Linked DNA regions of Homo sapiens: regions 1 and 3 are each linked to region 2. A link is a contact called in ENCODE Hi-C or POLR2A ChIA-PET data. All regions are on one chromosome and are shown on one strand. Each heading gives the region's core, a stretch centred on a gene start or an enhancer-like site at or near the end of the contact. The rest is flanking DNA. Distances are from core to core; before and after follow the strand shown. Region 1 holds the start of CHROMR (cholesterol induced regulator of metabolism RNA). Region 2 holds the start of AGPS (alkylglycerone phosphate synthase). Region 3 holds the start of FKBP7 (FKBP prolyl isomerase 7).

What was found. Hi-C counts contacts between places; a loop is a spot of excess contacts on that map. ChIA-PET counts read pairs that join two places held with the same protein, here RNA polymerase II (POLR2A). Pooled maps may share reads with other maps.
Region 1: a pooled map shows a loop between it and region 2 (7-fold over the local background). The contact joins the promoter of CHROMR here to the promoter of AGPS in region 2. A Hi-C loop is called at or near these places in 6 of 50 pooled maps. POLR2A ChIA-PET finds 5 or more read pairs at or near these places in 2 of 52 experiments (T-cell and activated T-cell).
Region 3: a loop to region 2 is called in a pooled map, with 8 times the contacts of the local background. The contact joins the promoter of FKBP7 here to the promoter of AGPS in region 2. A Hi-C loop is called at or near these places in 5 of 50 pooled maps. POLR2A ChIA-PET finds 5 or more read pairs at or near these places in 2 of 52 experiments (A549 and CD8-positive, alpha-beta memory T cell).

The regions. Positions count from the first base shown.
Region 1 is chr2:178,412,042-178,414,920 of GRCh38, reverse strand. It overlaps CHROMR (cholesterol induced regulator of metabolism RNA), which reads right to left and starts at 1,262. Exons shown (of 5, transcript NR_110204.1): 1 at 808-1,262. RefSeq lists enhancers at 1-345, 133-392, 894-1,093, 923-1,498.
Region 2 is chr2:177,391,248-177,394,029 of GRCh38, reverse strand. It overlaps AGPS (alkylglycerone phosphate synthase), which reads right to left and starts at 1,257. Exons shown (of 20, transcript NM_003659.4): 1 at 981-1,257. The coding sequence starts at 1,240. LOC100130691 (Putative uncharacterized protein FLJ44553) reads left to right here and starts at 1,339. Exons shown (of 9, transcript NR_026966.1): 1 at 1,339-1,457. RefSeq lists a silencer at 1,038-1,257.
Region 3 is chr2:178,477,056-178,479,939 of GRCh38, reverse strand. It overlaps FKBP7 (FKBP prolyl isomerase 7), which reads left to right and starts at 1,340. Exons shown (of 4, transcript NM_181342.3): 1 at 1,340-1,661; 2 at 2,727-2,878. The coding sequence starts at 1,441.

The DNA.
Region 1 (2,879 bases), core at 13-2,512, 1.0 Mb before region 2:
CTTCCTGCTAATGACAAAATCAGCAATTGCCTTTAACCACAGGAACTTCAGCCCGTTGGTCACTAGGGGGAGACACACACGTGGTGGGCCTCTCCAGGCTCCTCAAATCCCGCCAGAGTCGCCACTGTGTAGTCTGCCCAGAGAAACCACACCCAGTCTTAGGAAGAGGAAACTGACTGCCATCCATTTCACGCTACTGTGGCCGGCGAGCTCAGAGTGGAATCATTTGCAAGGCAGCTCCTCCAAGAATAACCAAGCCGAGATCTAGCTGATCAACGATTGAATTTAGAGTAAAACTTGACAGAATAAAACTCCCTTCGGTTTGTCCGTACTACCTGGGTTTGCAGAAATGCTTTTCCTTAGCATTTAATTTTGGGACCTGTAAATATAACTGCTTTTTAGATGCATTCCATAATCCTCAATTAACTTACTGCAGTAAAAAGATAATTAGGTTAATATAAACTGCTCCAAGGGGTTTCTGATCAGACTGAATTTTATTTCATTTGAAATAAGGTCGTTGTTTAATCTTGCAAGTTAAATAATCTTGATTTTACGCTGAATAGGGGCCTGAGATAGATGAAAGAAAATTTCCTTTTCATACATGTGAGAAATAAACTGTTTCTTACACTCATATTCACAAGTGTGACCGTTAGTCCAAGTTGAGGCAATTAACATATTTAGGAAGAAAAAAACTTCCTCACAGAAGGATTGGCATTGGCCCTTCTGAACAGTATTGCAAAGTCTGAAGGAAAAACCCTATTGACACCACTTTCTAGCCAAATGCTATAGGACGATATCAATACTTACTGTACTGAGTGGGCATTTATTTAGTTATTTCACAGTGAAGATATCTTTTCTGGAAAATTCCTCATAAGAAAACTGAAATTCAAGCTCCTGCTCGTTCTTCAGCCACCGCTACTCGTTCCTGCTTTTTGTGCCCATAGGTTCTTCTGCCCAAAACAAAAGCTGTTAAATCACCGCGGCGGCGCTGACGTCAGGGAGCAGGGCCGCGAGGCCCCACCAGGTCGCCAATGAAGCCTCCCCTCGGCTCTGCCGGGGGCTTTGCGGGGCGCATAGAGGCTCCCAGGCGGATAGAGGCTCCCAGGCGGAGGAGTCCGGGAACCCCTAAAGACCCTTTAGGAAGCAAGGTCCGGAAAACCAAGCACGAGCAAGAGGCCCCGGGCGGCTGTATCCCTGCCCGGCGAATTCAGAGGGAGCGGGCGCCGCGGCCACCCAAGAGCAACGAAGACGGCGGCGCGGAGGAGAGGATGGGGAGGGGTGTGGGCCGCCCAGAGGCGCGGAAGCTGGGAGCACCGCGCGGCTTAGGAACTAAAATAAATGCTTGTCTGAATCTGCCCCGGGTGGGGGATGAAGGAACAAGGGCTTGGGAGGAGACCGATACATTTTAGAAATTGCCGGTGGGGGAGCCAGGGGCGGTGGCTCACGCCTGTAATCCCAGCACTTTGGGAGGCGTAAGGCGGGCTGATCACCTGAGGTCGGTAGTTCGAGAGAGACCATCCTGACCAATATGGAGAAAGAAACCCCATCTCCACTAAAAATACAAAATTAGCCGGGTGTGGTGGTGCATGCCTGTAATCCCAGCTACTAGGGAGGCTGAGACAGGAGAATCGCTTGAACCCGGGAGGCGGAGGTTGTAGTGAGCCAAGATCATGTCACTGGATGTTATTTGTTAATTTTTTGATGTACACTGCAAGATCACACAAGAAATGAAGCTATTAAGCCCAGGTATTGGGCCTTTTATAGGGGTGTTTTTTCATGGTGAATGGGTAAATATGTCTCTACTTTGTGTGCTTATTAAACAACCCTGACTATGTGGTCTTGAAAGGAGAGATCCTGCCTTAGTTTCGCCTCTCATTAGCCTTATGTGAGAGCTTTTTTTCAGAGACAGGCAACCAGGAATATTTATTCCAGAAGCAGTCATTGCAGTGGAGAATTTGGGGTTTGAATCATAGAAGACAGAACTAGATAAAATCCTAGATGTTACCTCCAATCCCTTCATTTAAAAATTTGAGGTCACCCAGGCCAGGTGCAGTGTCTCACGCCTGTAATCTCAGCACTTTGGGAAGCAGAGGCAGGTGGATCACCTGAGGTTAGGAGTTCGAGACCAGCCTGGCCAACATGATGAAACCCCGTCTCTAATAAAAATACAAAAACTAGCTGGGTGTGATGGTGCACACATGTAATCCCAGCTACTAGGGAGGCTGAGGCAGGAGAATTGCTTGAACCCGGGAGGCGGGGATTGCAGTGAGCCCAGATGGCGCCACTGCACTCCAGCCTGGGCGACAGCGCGAGACTCTGTCTCAAAAAAAAAAAAACAACAACAAAATTGAGGTTACCCAAATTAAGAGAATTGGTAGTTAAGACAGACCAAGATTAATAACTTTTAGACATTTGTAGACCCTAGTTATTGGGGGTGCTAGACTCTTAACACTTTTCCAAGAAAAGGGGTAAATCTTGTGTTTCTTAATTCGGAAGGAAAAAAAAAATCTACCACTTGCAATTTGGCATGGGCCAGAGGCAATATTATCAGTTATATGCCTCTACGGTGTGATATTGAGTGATATACATGGAGAGAATATGGGCTACATTTTATGGTTTACTGTTTTGGGGAAATGAGGCCTTTGACATGCAGGGTAATTATTGCTGGGGACTCTGCTCAATAGGAGGCCATCACCTGGGCCCCATGCCAAAGGGAAAGCTTGTAAATTCCACTTCCCTGGAAGGCTGATAACGTGTAATAATCATGACATGGATTACTTGGTCCTGTTGGGTCCCAGCTTGTGAGATTCTTTCTGATCAAAGTTACCATCATGGGCAAACTGTGGTTAAATAGGCTTTAATCTCTGTGTTCATAAAGT
Region 2 (2,782 bases), core at 8-2,507:
ACTTAATTTATTCATCTGTAAAATGGGAGAAAACCGCACATACCTCATAGCTTGGGAAGAAACAAAGGATTTAGCACACTTTGGCACACTTAAAAGTACACTTTAAACATTAGCTACTTATTTTTTTCACTCTCGGTTTATCCATTTATCCACGGTGACAAAGCCACACGTCAGAAAGTAGCTTCTCCTAATAGCCTTCATCAGAGATTGAGGAGATCGAGACCATCCTGGCTAACACGGTGAAACCCTGTCTCTACTAAAAATACAAAAAAAAAAAAAAAGATTTCTCCAAAAACATCGAAAGTCAAGATCTCTTACAAACATCCCTCATCGGTTAGACTCTTGTCTTTTAGCTTCTGGTTACACAGAGCTCAGTAGCTATACCACCACACCTTAAACCACTAGCTAGTGTTTGCAGTTTATGGCTTCTTACCATTCATCGGTTTCCTCCCTCAAAGTCAATACATCTTGATCCTAAGCAAGTGGAACTTACCCCACAGAAACCAGTCAGCACCTTTTTCCAGGGCACCACCAGTTTCCCCCACAGCAGGCTTTCGCGAATGAGAGAGATTCCTATGATCTATCATCTAGTACAAATTTATATCTCCTCGGAGAAAAATAGAACCTCTGCTACCCATTCCAAGACCTCAGCACCAAAAGTATTAATTCAAGATAAAAAATGAATTCCTGGCACTAAAAGCTCAGGAAAAAGGAATCCTTTAAACCCTTCTCCAACGAGAGTTCTTCAAGCCTGTTACCCTCACATAGTGACCAAAATCCACCATCCCATCCCGCCCCCTTCCTGACAGAATCCAGGGTCTAGTCCACTCTCTCGAAAGAGAGGTGGGTCCCTACTTTCAGGGACCGGGATGCCTTCCGCCCACCCGTGTCACTTCCCTTCCCACCTCGCCTGTGCCCTCCTGCAGCACAGGCCCGGCCTGGTCCCTCGACGCTAACTCCTTCCACATACCGCTACTCACCGCTTCTTTGGGATGGTGCCCGACTCCTGCGCGGCGGGAGTGGCCGTGGGCGCTGCCGTGGCCGCCGACGCGGCTCTCCGCGCTTTGCACTCATTGGTACTCAGAGCCTCCCGGGGCCGGCCCAGCAGATGGCCAGAGAGAACCCGCAGCCTCCGCCCGGCGCGGTCCGGGTCCGGGTCCCGGTCCCGGTCCGCTGCAGACCCGTAGCTCGCGCCCGCGCCCAAGCCAGTCCCACCCGCTGCAGCCGCCGCCTCCGCCATGGCTACCGCCTTGTGCTGCCGCCCGGAACCGCTGGGCGCGGGTGAAAGGTCACTCAGAGCGGCGCCCGGCGCGACCATTCGCTGCGGCGCATCCCGGCAGCCACCGCGGCGACTTGGCGGCGGGTGCCATGCGTCTGGAGCTTCACATTCTCTGCCCCCCACCCACCGCGCCGGCGCTCCCTTGTCACGCCTCGGGAAGCGCGCACCTGCCAAGCAGGTGAGTTCGAGCTGACTCCCGGTTGGCCCAGCCCGGTCCAGCTGGACCGAGAGCCAAACCACGTCCGCCCTCGAGGTGTCCTAGAACCCTGGGTGGTGTCCTCGGGTGTGGCCTGGGGGCTTTCGAGGGCAGATGCCTTGGAGCAGGAGAAATGGGCAGTGCTACTGGACCTGATGGATCCAGCGGCATCCTTTTCCTGAAAGAGATTCTAATGTTCCACCTGTGCTCTTCCTCCCTGCGGGGTCACCAAAGTAACTCAAAGCTGACCATCATTGCCTCTAACCATTAGAGCAAATAGCTCTATCATTTTCTTATTTCTCACCACCTATTTCGTGCCTGGCACTGTGTTTAATGCTAGATCACAAGTAAGTACAGAAACTGAGTTGCAACTTAAGTTCTCATTTCATTCATTACTGGATCCTAACCCCTTCCTAACTTTAATAGAGATAAAGTTTCTTATTGCTACAGACAAAAATTACCCAAGAGCTGTGAAGACATCTCAGTTATTTACAGATTGAATTCATTTCTGGAAGATAGCACGTGAAAAGTGCTCCTCACCTGTTTCAGCCGGTGTCTTGCATAAGAATTAGCTTAGACAAAAACTCACATACACTGGCCATTGTCATTCTCCATCCTGTCACCACTTTCACATCATGCTTTCCTAACAAGAAAAATATTGGCAGAGGAATCTGAAGAACACCACATCCATGGGACTAGAGACTAACAATTGCTCTCTTGGGTGTTGCCAGCTTCTAAAATTGAGATTATGCCTTTAGAGTGAACTTCCAAAGAGGCCCAGACTGGTTAAAAACTCTCAATTAAGGGCTAAGCAAATTGCTGTTGGAGGGCCAGCTCTAGTCTGTGGCCTGTTTTTACACAGCCCTCATGCTAATGGTTTTTGTATTTGAGAAGGGTTGTTAAAAGAAAACAAGAAATTTTTTAAAAGAATATGCAACAGAGACCTTATGTGGTCCCAGAAGCCCCAAAATATGTATTACCTGGCCTTTACAGGAGGTCCGAATGTCTTCTGAAATTTATATACGAAGAGATACCAAACCATTGAAAACAGTCCAAATGTCTAGCAACAGAGAAATGGTTAGTCAATATGTTAAAATACTTTTGCAGCTATTAAAATAATTTAGTACAGTTGTAGAAACAAGAAAGAATTAGGAATTTGTTAAATATAAAAAATGGCCATAACCTAGGCATCTTATACGTATCTATTTAATCAATCTTTGCAGTAACACAATGACACAGTTTTATTATCCTTATTTTATAGATGAAGGCTCAAGGAGAGTAAGAAGCTTTTCTTAAATAGCTATATT
Region 3 (2,884 bases), core at 91-2,590, 1.1 Mb before region 2:
ACGGGGTCCTCTGACAAGGAATGGCGAGGGCCCCCAAGGAACTGTCATCACGCCGATAACCTTGGATAGCCACAATTTTATTTAGAATATAAAACATGGAACTCGACTTCGGAATTTTAGTCTAGAAATGGGGACTTCCCCCTAGCTTTTATGATTTTTGAAACTCCTGCTTGGACGCAATTGTCATCTTGCATAATCGACAGTAATTTTCAGGTTTATGGAATTTTGCAAACTTTAAGCAAAGCACATCAATCAGGCTCAGTGCTGCGGCTTTTCTTCGCATCACCGAGGTAGAATAGCACCTCTACTCCCAGAACTTAATCCAGGCGAATGCAGAAGGCCTTTGCTGGTTTTCTGGTTTGGGTAGTCTTTGGGTATTCACTTGGAAACAAGGCGAATTGATGGATGGATAGAGTGATGGATGGATATGTAATAAATATAATATAGTTCAATGACAGGATCCAGATGGTGGGTGTAGGAGAGTTTACTGTAGAATTCAACTTTCTGTGTATTTTAAAGGTTTTCATACTAAAATTGGTGGTGAAGTGGTGTTGTCACACAGATTTGACCAAATCCCTGCTGCGTATTAGCTGTGAGATTGGGACAACATGCCCAATACTCAAGTTTTCTTGACTGATGTGGACAATTACGTATCCCATGGGATGGTACAAAAAAGTCAAAAGAACATTCCCCGCACTACCAGAGGCCCTCGAATCAAGGGCGGCCCCGAGTGGCGGGGAAAAGAAATGCAAGCCAGCGGAGGATGCTGAATTGTGGAGGTCGGCTCTCGGAAACGCCTGCAGCCAGGCAGAGGAGTTGCGGTACCGCAGTTTCGTTGCATCGGGCTGGCCTTCAGGTTGTGCGACTCAGCCTGGAACCTCTGAATGCAAGATTCCGACCTGAGAATGCGCTTCAAGGACACCTCCGAAGCACCCAGAAAGCCACCGCCAGCCTATTTTTTACGCTCCTTTTCCAGCATGCCTCTCCCTCCCCCCAGTATCTATCTGCTCGTTCCCTAGGGGTCTTAGAAGCCTTTTGCTTCCAGAAATGACAACCATATTCCCTGACTCTACGACATCCCAGGCTGTTTATTTCGTCTTATGCCAGTTTCATTTTAGAAAATGCGAATGTTGTCACCGAACCCTGAGGAAACCTGCTGTAAAATACGCGGGTTTAGCGAGAAGAAGCGGAGCGAGTGTGCGTTGCGATCTTAAAGACTGAGGACAGCCAGCCCGAGGGCCTAGAAACAGCGTTAACCGCGCTGAGCCCGCTGCGGGAGGCGGAGGGGTTGGGGCCATGAGAGGGCGGGGCCGCATCTATGGCCCCGCCCCGGCCCTTTGTGACGCAGGACAACGCCTGCCACGCGTCGGAACTCGGCCGCGGGACATCCACGGGGCGCGAGTGACACGCGGGAGGGAGAGCAGTGTTCTGCTGGAGCCGATGCCAAAAACCATGCATTTCTTATTCAGATTCATTGTTTTCTTTTATCTGTGGGGCCTTTTTACTGCTCAGAGACAAAAGAAAGAGGAGAGCACCGAAGAAGTGAAAATAGAAGTTTTGCATCGTCCAGAAAACTGCTCTAAGACAAGCAAGAAGGGAGACCTACTAAATGCCCATTATGACGGCTACCTGGCTAAAGACGGCTCGAAATTCTACTGCAGGTAGGAAATGCTGCGAGCTGCCCGTGCGTCCAGTTGCACAAAATCTTGCCTGCCTCCACCAAGCGGAAGCCTCATTGGTTGGTTGGTTGGGGTTTTATTTTTTAACGGTAAAAGTTGAGCCCTTTATTCATTAAAAAAAATCACATTATATGGCAGTGTTTCTCTAATAAACTGAATATTTTTATTTAAAGTATTGAAAATGTTGTGGCAATAAATTATCAAAAATACGATACATCCACACACACATCAACCACCACCATTACCCTTGGGACCTCCAGAATTAAATCAAGGTTCTGCCTATAAGGATGTTCACATTTTTCCCTTGCCAGAAGTATTGAGTCTTTACGGAGGAATACATGGAATAAAGAGATTTAATTCTGGCCTTCAGAAGCACGATTTTTATAGGTTGTGGCCACTTTCTATCAAGAAAAACAGTTACTTCCCTGGTGACTTCTGGTGGGCCCTGCTCCCTCATTCCACCTGGTGCCTACTCTGATTTAATTGATGGCTTATTACTCAGAGGGAGAATCTTTTCTTTACCCTGTAAAGATAGGACTGGGAAAAACAGTTCCATCCATTTAGAATAAAATAGAGAAATTTAATAAGAATTTATACAATTTTATAATTTAATAAGAATTTAATAAATTATATCATTAGAATTTAATAAGAAAATATACCATTTTAAATTACTATTAAAATGACTTTTTGAGGCTAAAACTGCCCTATCATTTTTTTACAACAAACCCAGGGAGTTAAATGAGTTCTTTGTACAAGCCATGCACCTAGTTAGGGGCTGGAGACCCATTAAAAAGTTAACTGTTGAATAGTTTTTGTAAAGATAACAATTTTAAAAAATGAGATGGCTGTTAATGATTAACTTTGGGCAAATCATACTTCTTTCTGGTGATTATAGGGAAGTTTGAGTCAAACACCCCATTAAGGGTTTTAGAAAGAGTGATTATATGGGAATGATGGTTAGAGAGGACTCCAATTTTAAATGCCCAGCTGTATTTTCAAGTTTGATTTCTTGAAATCAGTTTACTTAAGTATTGCTTTTTGTTATAGCCGGACACAAAATGAAGGCCACCCCAAATGGTTTGTTCTTGGTGTTGGGCAAGTCATAAAAGGCCTAGACATTGCTATGACAGATATGTGCCCTGGAGAAAAGCGAAAAGTAGTTATACCCCCTTCATTTGCATACGGAAAGGAAGGCTATGGTAAGA